Regions from separate parts of the Homo sapiens genome. Here region 2 is linked to region 1. Evidence: read pairs that join two places in POLR2A ChIA-PET (ENCODE). Cell type or tissue: HepG2. All regions are shown on one strand.

The links. Peaks named below come from ENCODE experiments on the same cell type or tissue, not always from the same donor. Only the 100,000 strongest peaks of a DNase experiment are listed, where the experiment ranks them.
Region 2: POLR2A ChIA-PET joins it to region 1 with 5 read pairs; 3 of 35 experiments call an interaction of 5 or more read pairs at or near these places.

Annotation. Positions count from the first base shown.
Region 1 is chr1:151,617,111-151,622,110 of GRCh38, forward strand. All of the region lies in intron 1 of SNX27 (sorting nexin 27), which reads left to right. Among named protein-coding and RNA genes, the nearest start is that of SNX27, 7.6 kb to the left of the region's middle. RefSeq lists enhancers at 1,512-2,012, 2,013-2,513. In HepG2, no CTCF peak of the experiment used is centred here; a DNase peak (open chromatin) is centred at 2,751.
Region 2 is chr1:151,742,428-151,747,427 of GRCh38, forward strand. No RefSeq gene overlaps it. Among named protein-coding and RNA genes, the nearest start is that of MRPL9, 19 kb to the right of the region's middle. In HepG2, no CTCF peak of the experiment used is centred here; no DNase peak of the experiment used is centred here; H3K27me3 peaks cover 262 bases.

The DNA.
Region 1 (5,000 bases):
CTGTTCTATCTGATCGTCTATACTTTATTTATTGGATCTTGCTAAGCTCTTGAAATAAAGATGGATGGTTAAGAGGTAGCACAAGTTAATATTAATAGTTATAATAATCATTTTACTGCTTTGCAGCGTGTATAGTGTGTTATAGTTTGTAGTTTTATTTATTTATTTATTTATTTATTTATTTAGAGACAGCGTTTCACTCTTGTTGCCCAGGCTGGAGTGCAGTGGTGCGATCTCGGCTCACTGCAACCTCCGCCTCCCGGGTTCAAGCAATTCCCCTGCCTCAGCTTCCCAAGCAGCTGGGATTACAGGCATGTGCCACCACGCCCATCTAATTTTTGTATTTTTAGTAGAGACGGGGTTTCTCCATGTTGGTCAGGCCAGGCTGGTCTCAAACTCCCCACCTCAGGTGATCAGCCCGCCTCGGCCTCCCAAAGTGCTGGGATTACAGGCATGAGCCACTGCGCCCAGTCAGTCTGTAGTGTTTTTACATCTGATCTTCACACAGTCCTGTGAGATAGGAAGATTATAAGCTCATCAAGGGCAGGGACTACATCAAATACTATGTATTTGTTGTATCCCTAGCCAAATGTCTGGTGGCCCATGGAAAGTATTCTTCAGTAAATACTTGCCAAATGAATATATGAGTATTATCCCTATTTTATAAGACAGGAAATGGAAACTGAGTGTTGTACCAATGAATGGCAACCAGAATTAAATCCAGATCTTTGGATTCTAGATCTTGAATATTTTCTCTTTTTAGAGCTGTTTTTTTTTTTTTTTTTTTTTTTAAAGAGATAGGAGTCTCACTATGTTGCCCAGGCTGTACTTGAATTCTGGGCTCAAGTGATCCTCCCACCTCAGCCTTCCGAGTAGCTGGCACTACAGGCATGCACTACCACACCTGGCTAATTTTTTTGTACTTTTTTTTTTTTTTTGTAGAGATGGGGTTGCCATGTTGCCCAGTGTGGTCTTGAACCCCTGGCCTCAAGTGATCTGCCCACTTTGGCCTCCTAAACCGCTGGCATTGCAGGCTTGAGCACCTGGCTGCTTAAAATTCAGTTACATTCATATAAACGTCGATAGTGGTTGAACTTTGGTTCTACTATTGTGAAATGTAACTATTTTATATCTTTATTTACTCACTATTACCCATTGTTAAATTGGATGAGAGACAGGGGACTAAAGCAGGCATTCTTTGCCTTTATTATTGCTATCTTTACCCTGTTGGTTATCAGTGAAGACAGCAGAACAATCATTTTTAAATTCCTTTTAATTTCACAGGTAGTTGAGGTTGCAAACAAATAAAACTAAATTTGAAAATAGCATTACCTTCCCCTCAGAAATCACTTCCACAGATTGCTGTAACCAGGAAAATATATTTTATTAGTAGCATAACAATTTGTCTGGGTCTTTTAACTTATTGTGAAGAACAGTTCTTTTTCCATCCACCACTGACCAGTTTTTTTCAGATGAGGGCCTGTTACCATGCTCTCAAAGATAATTATTTTTCTAGGTAAGTCCCATTGGGAATAATTCTTATGACCTTGTAGATAAGCAAAGAGACTTAATTGACAAGCAGACACTTAACAATTTATGATCACTGCTCAAAATGCTTTTTGAGCATAATCTTTGGCAGGTTCATTCATTAGATGATGGCATTGCTGACAAAAGGATATTGTGGTGGTTTAGGTTAGAGCCATTTAGGTTCATTCTTTTCTTCCACCTCAGCTATACAGATGTTTTCTGTGCTTCTTGGGCAATCCAGTAAGAGCCCATGGATGGGTTGGTACAGTTCAGCCCACATTTGGAAAAAAATTTTAGGCAGTTTTAAAATATCTTTTAAAAAATTGCAGCTCATAGTAAGAGATACATTTTACATTATAACCTAATATATATGCAAAAAAAAAAAACACCTGAAATAAGCTTCACAAAAATTATGTTTACTGGCCAGGCACAGTGGCTCACGCCTGTAATCCCAGCACTTTGGGAAGCCGAGGTGGGCGGATCACTTGAGCTCAGGAATTCGAAACCAGCCTGGGCAACATGGTGAAACCTCATCTCTGCAAAAAATACAAAAGTTAGCCACGTGTGGTGGCGCATGCCTATAGTCCCAGCTACTCAGGAGGCTGAGGTGGGAGGATTGCTGGAGCCTGGGATGTTGAGGCTGCAGTGAGCCATGATCACATCACTGACCTCAAGCCTGGGAGACAGAAACCCTGTCTCAAAAATAAAACAAAACTGAACACCAGAGTGCATGATACCAGTAAATACAGTTTTTTTGGTTTCTTTTTTCCTCTCACCTTAGCCTTCCAGAAAGCTGGGACCATAGGCGTATGCCACCATGCCCAGCTAATTTTTTGTATTTTTTGTAGAGACAGGGTTTCACCATGTTGCCCAGGCTGGTCTGAGATTCCTGGGCTGAAGTGATCCGCTTGCCTCGGCTTCCCAAAGTGCTGGGATTACAGGTGTGAGCCACCGTGCCGGGCCCACTCTGGTATTTTTTAGTTTGTTCATATTTTGAGTTTCTTTGTTCTGTTTTTTTGAGTGCTGGTGGTGGCCTGGTACATTAATTTCACAACTCATTAGGTTGTGATCCACTGTCTGAAAAACAGTAATTTAGGGCATCACTTTTCCTGATATTGGCATGCTAAATATTACTTCATACTCAGTTTGGTTCCACAAGTAAGCACACACTGTATATAAAGAACTGCTTGGCTTGTATGAGTCACAGGGTCTCTGCATCCCTGCCTTTGAGAAGCTTACACTGCAGTAGGGAAGGTAAACAATTTGCTGTGTGTAAAGCTAAACGAGGTAATAGAGATAAATGAAAAGCACAATCGAAGTATAGAGGCAGGAGTGAATATGCCTAAGAAGACTGGTGGGGAGACAGCTCATACAAGGCTTTTAAACTGGATTGAAGAACAAATAAAACTTCAGAGAAGGGGCAAGGATTTTATAGGTTGAGGAAAACTGTGACCAAAGAGGGGAAAATGTGAAAAGCTCTTAGGCTAGCAAGGGGCTTAAAGTTGCTGTTTGTCTGTAGACATTTGTGATGATAGAAACTGGAAAGGAAGGTTGCAGTAAGATTTTAAAAAGATGGCTTTGAATGTAATCCCAAGAAGTTTGGATTTTTTTCTCTTTATGAGCTCAGAATATAGCTGTGTGTGCATTAATACCCAGGACTTCCTGTGAATTCAGTTTTATATAATTATTTACCAGAAGAAGTTGAATAACTTTTCCAAGGCGAAAGAGGAAAATCACTATTAGAATTAGAGTAATTTCAGAGCCATCTAGTCTCTTGGACTGTCTTGTACTATATAAAGAAGGGAACTAAGAACAACTAAGCTCTGACACCCAGAACTGGGAACAGCTGGTGAGGAGCTGGTTGCCTTTAACTTGTGTTTGTATTTTATTTCACAATCGAATCCAGCTTCTCAGTTATCCTTTCTCTTTCTCTTCTGTTTTAAATGACTATACTTACTATTGTGTTTACAATTGATAACTTTCATCCTTGTGTGCTACAAGCCTGTTGTGTTCTAGCTCTACTTTCCTCCAAGTCTGTTCCTCTGATTTGAAGATGCTTTTTTTTTTTTTGTGACAGAGTCTTGCTCTGTCGCCTAGGCTGGAGAGCAGTGGCACGATCTCGGCTCACTGCAACCTCAGCCTCCCAGGTTCAAGCAATTCTCCTGCCTTAGCCTCCTGAGTAGCTGGGATTACAGGTGTGCACCACCATGCCCAGCTGAATTGTTTGTATTTTTAGTAGAGACCGGGTTTCACCATGCTGGCCAGGCTGGTCTTGAACTCATGACCTCGTAGTCCACCCACCTCGGCCTCCCAAAGTACTGGGATTACAGGCATAAGCCACTGCACCTGGCCGAAGATGCTTCTTTTAATTTAAATCTTTTATTTTGGCATACAGCATGTTGGGAGCTGAGTGGACTGAAGACGGGGGGGAAACTTAATGTGGTACTAAAGTTTACACTTAATACCTACCTTCAAAATGAAAATTCATGTGAAGCTCCTTCAAATAAGTTTAAGACCTGGTGGTGATCACAAAGTGAATTGTTGCTTTCTTTCATAATATTCGTACTCCAGGGTTAAATTTTGTGGTATGGTATTAGTCAAATGCTAGGTAGTATGTGTGTAGTCTCTTGTTTATTATTTATTGCTCCCTGCCAACTAAATAAGGTTCTCATAATAGTTGAGGAAATGTGCCTTTCTGCAAGGTATTGAGTTGCTGAATAAGGAGTTGTATTTGAGTACTCTTATGTGTACTTCCTCAGTGAACTTCCACTGATACGAAAACATCTTTTAAGAAATGGTCTGTTTTTGCTTAAGCTGTCTGAAACTTTTTAGATTCTTGTGTCAAACCTCAGAGCAAGACCAGAATGATAGGCCTATGTTTTCTACAGGCCTGATACACAAGGAATTAGCTTACTTCCCTCTGGAAAAGTACAGGCAGTCTGCAGAGAGTCAGCTGCTCTGGTGCATGCTCTCCCAGCTGCTTTCAAGAGGCTGATTACTCTTAAAGAACTTTCAATAAGATTATTAACTAGGAAGGTTGTCTCTTCCACCCGCAAATACCACAGTACTTTTATATCTATGTGTTGATCTAGTTTTATTTATATTTATTTATTATGTTTTAAAAATTGGGAGATTGATTAAATGAATATTTGGAGATCTTGGAAAGCATGATGGCCTCTGAGAATTTTGGAAACTTTTTCTACTTATTTTGCTGATCAGTTTAATCATCTAGAACGTTTGTTCCTGCCTCTGTCTTTACTTGGAAACAGCAATGAGTTTTGTTCTCTCTACCTGAGGTTTTGTATCAAGGAAATGTGACACTGAAGTTTCGTTTGTGAGTTATGTGCTAGTAGATTATTTTAGATTTCCCTGTCTTACCCAGTTATCTTTTATATTCCTCATTTGGAAAAGGTCCGACTGTACCTTTCTTCTCTTTCAATATGTTGGAATGGACTACAGACTTACAGAAATTG
Region 2 (5,000 bases), 130 kb after region 1:
TTGGCTGTTCTCTGTAGGCCAGGGCTGACATAGGGTATACGGTCACAGAGCTGGGCTTACTAGTAGCAGAGGGACAATAGGATGCCAGAGTCAAAGTAGCAGAATTATTGTGCTGAGCAGAAAGGTTGGAGAGGTAGCCAGGGTCTGACCAGCAGAGAAATTTGGCGATCATTAATAGAGCATGGGTTCCTGGGGACAAGATAGATGGCACTCAACAAATACGTTGTTCAATGCATTAAAAAACAAACAACAACAACAACAACAAAAAGAAATTAAGGATGGATGATTAGGAGGTGGAGGGCAGCCACCCTGATAAAAAGTTACAATTCCTTACTGTTTCTGCACCCGCTCAGCTTAAAAAAAAATTCATCTTTACTGAGGTACAATTTACCTACATTAAAATTCACCCATTTTAAATATATACTTTAATGAGTTTTACAGATATGTACAGTTGTTCAGCCATTAACACAAGATATGCAACATTTCCATCATGCCCCCAAATTTCCTTGTGGACAGTGGTGCGCTGGATCCCACTTATGCCACCTTGGGAGATTCAGCTGTTAACTAGCCTTTCTTCTCTACTAAATGTTCGGTCATGTCACATCGGTAATTTGAAATTGGCAATGGAGGGGTATTTACACCATGGAAATCAGCAAATGCTACAAACCAGGCTCCCTCTCCACCAAGAGCCAGTTGTTAAACATTTCCCAGGACACCGCTGCTCATTACCCTCTGCAGTCAATTCCCATCCTCAGCTCTGGCCCCTAGCAACCACTGATAAATTGCCACTATAGTCTTGCTTTTTAAAGAATTTCACATAAATGGAATCATATAGCATGTAGTCTTTTGTGTTCAACTTCTTTCATTATACTTTTAGGTTTATCACTGTTGTACATATCATTTGTTCCTCTCTCTTGTTGGGTAGTATTCCACTGTTTTTGCAGCAGTTGATGGATGTTTGGATTGTTTTCATTTGGGGACTATCATGAATAAAACTCCAATGAACTTTCACATATCATTAGTAACTTTTCATTTCTCTTTGGTAAATATCTGGGAATAGGATTGCTGTGTTAAATGGTAAGTGCATGTTTTAACTTTGTAAGGAACTGCCAAACTCTTTTTCAAAGTTCCTACCTCATTCTGCATTCCTACCAGCAATGTATGACCAGTTTATCTGCATTTTTAGCAGGATTTGGTGCTGTTGCTATTTTTTATTTCAGCCATTCTGATAGGTGTGTAGTAACACATTGTAGTTTTAATTTACATTTCTCTGATAGCTAATCATGTTGAACATCTTTTCATATGCTTGAATATTCTTTTGGGTGAAATGTATATTCATGTTTTTTGCCCATTTTCTAAGTGGATTGTTTGTGGGGTTTTTTGTTTGTTTGTTTTGTTTTTTTGATAGGGGTTCACTCTGTTGCACAGGCTGGAGTACAGTGGCACGATCATAGCTCACTATAACGTGGAACTCCTGGGCTCAAGTGATCCTCTTGTCTCAGTCTCCTATGTAGCTGGGTCTACAGGTGTGCACGGCCACACCTGGCTAATTTTTAAATGTTTGGTAGAGATGGGGTCTCCTTATGTTATCCAGGCTGTTCTCCAACTCCTGGCTTCAAGTGATCCTCCTACCTTGGCCTCCCAAAGTGCTGGAATTACAGGCAGTTTTTTTGTTTTGTTTTGTTTTTACTGTTGAGTTTGAGGGTTTTTTTTTTTTTTTTTACTGGAATTACAGGCAGTTTTTTTGTTTTGTTTTGTTTTTACTGTTGAGTTTGAGGTTTTTTTTTTTTTTTAATATACTGAAGATACTGGTCCTTTGTTAGATATGTAATTTGCAAATATTTTCTCCCAGTACCTTGTCTTTTCACCCTCTTCACATGGGCTTTCCAAGGGCAAAAGTTTTTAATTTTGAGAGGTCCAAAATCTCAATTTTTTTTTCATGGATTGTGCTTTTGGTATCATGTCTAAGAACTCTTTGTCTAATCCTAGAATTTGAAAGTGTTCTTCTGTTTTAAAAATAAGTTTTATAGTTTTACAAGTTACATTTAAGTCTTTTGCCATTTTGAGCTAATTTTTATAGAAGGTATTAGACTTAGATCGAGTTTCATTTTTTGCCTATGGCTGTCCAGTTGCTCCAACATCATTTGTTGAAAAGGCTAGCTTTCCTCCAGCGAATTGATTTTTTTAAATTGAATTGAGGTAGTACCTTTTCATTGAATTGAGGTAGTACCTTTGTACTACCTCAGCACTATGTTGAATATAAAAACATTCAGACTTTCACCATTAAGTGTAATGTTAACTGTAAGCTTTTTACAGGTACTCTGTCAAGTTAAGGAAGTTTCTCTGTATTCTTATTTTTCTGAGAGTTGTTTTTTTCTTTAAATCACAAATGAGTGTTATTTTGTCAAATGAGTCTTCTGCATTACTTGATTTTATTTTGTGATTTTCTTCTTTAGAGTTTTAATAGGATGGATTACATTGATTGATTTTTTAATATTGAACCAGCCTTGCATCTTTGGAATGAGATGGGTATGGTGTGTAATGCTTTTTATACATTACTGAGATCTATTTACTGATACTTTGTTAATGCTTTTTGCATCTATACTCATGAGAGATATTGGTTTGTACTTATTTTATACTGTTTTGTCTTTTTCCCCCTCAGGGTAATACTGGCTTCATAAAATGAAGTAGGAAGTGTTCTTTCCTCCTCTATTTCTATTACGTAGAATTGGTGTTAATTCTTCTTTAGACATTTGGTAGAATTCTCTAGTGAAACTATCTGGGCCTGGAGATTTCCTTTCCTAGGGAGTGGGAGAAGTTTTACATTATGAATTTAATTTCCTTAATAGTTACAGAGCTATTTAAATTATATATTTTATATTGTGTTCATTGTGGTATTTGTGTTTTTTGATTTGGTCCATTTTGTCTAAGCTGTCAATTTACGTGTATAGATCCATGGTATTCCCTTATCCTTTTGATGTTTGTAGTGATATGTTGTTTCATTCCTGATATTGGTAATTTGTATCTTTTTGTTTTTCATCAGTTTTGCTAGTGGCCTGCCAATTTTAATAATTTTTTTCCAAAGAAACAGTTACTTGTTTTATTGATTTTGTTCATTGATTTTTAAAAAATAAATCTCATTGATTTCCTGTTCTTTTTGGTATCTTCATTATTCCTTGCTCATGCTTGGTTTGGGTTTAGTTTGCTCTTCTTTTTCTAAGTTCTTGAGGTGAGAATTTAGATTATTGATGTTGGAGTTTTTTATTTTCCTAATGTATACATTTAATGCCATATTTTTCCCTCAGCACTGCTTTAGCTGTGTGACAGAAATTTTGATAGGTTGTGTTTTCATTTTTATTCAGTTCAATGTATTTCAAAACTCTTTTTTTTTTTTTTTCTTAAATCATCCAGTAGAATTCCTGGGTTTATGCAATCCTCTTGCCTCAGCCACCTGAGAAGCTGAGACTTCAGGCTTGTGCCTTTGCACTCAGGGCATTCAAGGTATTTTTTAAAAATTTCCTTGAAACTCCCTCTTTGACCCATGGGTTTTTACAAAGTGTGTTGTTTGACTTATAAGTATTTGAAAATTTTCCTCCTATCTTCTTTATTTTTGAGACGGAGTTTTACTCACTCTTGTCACCTAGGCTGGAGTGCAATGGTGTGATCTTGCCTCACTGCAACCTCCGCCTCCTGGGTTCAAGCAATTCCTGCTTCAGCCTCCCGAGTAGCTGGGATTACAGGTGCCCACCACCACACCTGGCTAATTTTTGTATTTTATTAGAGATGGGGTTTCACCATGTTGGCCAGGCTGGCTTGAACTTCTGGCCTCAGGTGATCTGCCCGCCTTGGCCTCCTGAAGTCCTGGGATTACAGGCGTGAGCCACTGCTCCTGGCCCCTCCTATCTTTCTATTATTAATTTGATTCCATAGTTGTCAGAGAACATATTGTATAGTGTAATCCTTTTTAATTTGTTGAGATTTGTTACATGGTCTAGGATATGGTCCACCTTGGTATATGATCTGTGAGAGCATTAAATAATGTGTACTCTGCTGTTGTTGGGTGTAGTGTTCTATATAATGTCAATTAGGTCTTGTTGGTTTGATGATATTGTTGAGTTCTTCCATATACCTGCTGATTTTCTGTCTAGTTGTTCTATCCATTTTTGATAGAGGGGTGTTGATGTCTCCAAATATAATTGTGGATTTGTCTGTGTCTGTTTTGAGTTCCATTCGTTTTTGCCTCACACATTTTTCAGCTCCTTTGTTTGGTGCATATGCATTCAGGATCGTTATGTCTTACTGATGGATTGACCCTTTTTATCATTATATGATGATCCTTTTTGTCTCTGATAATTTTCTTTGCTTTGAAGTTTACTTTACCTGTTATTAGTATAGCCGCTTTTGCTTTCCTTTGGTTAATGTTTGTCTTTTTTTGAGACAGAGTCTCACTCCATCACCCAGGCTGGAGTGCAGTGGTACCATCTCGGCTCACTGCAACCTCCACCTCCCGGGTTCAAGTGATTCTTGTGCTTTGATCTCCTGAGTAGCTGGGATTACAGTCGCCCACCACCATGTCTAGCTAATTTTTGTATTTTTTAGTGCAGATGAGGTTTCACCACGTTGGCCAGGCTGGTCTCGAACTCCTAACCTCAAGTGATCTGCCTGCATTGGCCTCCCAAAGTGCTGGGATTACAGGTGTGAGCCACCACTTGTGGCTTTTTTTTTTTTTTTTGACAGGGTCTCGCTCTGTCACCCAGAGTGAAGTCCAGTGGCACAATCTCGGGTCACTGCAATCTCCGCTTCCAAGGTTTAAGTGATTCTCCTGCCTCAGCCTCCTGAGTAGCTTGGGTTACAGGTGCCTGCCACCAAGCCCAGCTAATTTGGTTAATGTCTGCATGATATAACTTTCCCCATCCTTTTACTTTCAGCCTGCCCATATCATTATATTTAAAGTAAGTTTCCTGTAGATAGTACATAGTTTGGGTCATGCTTTTTAATTC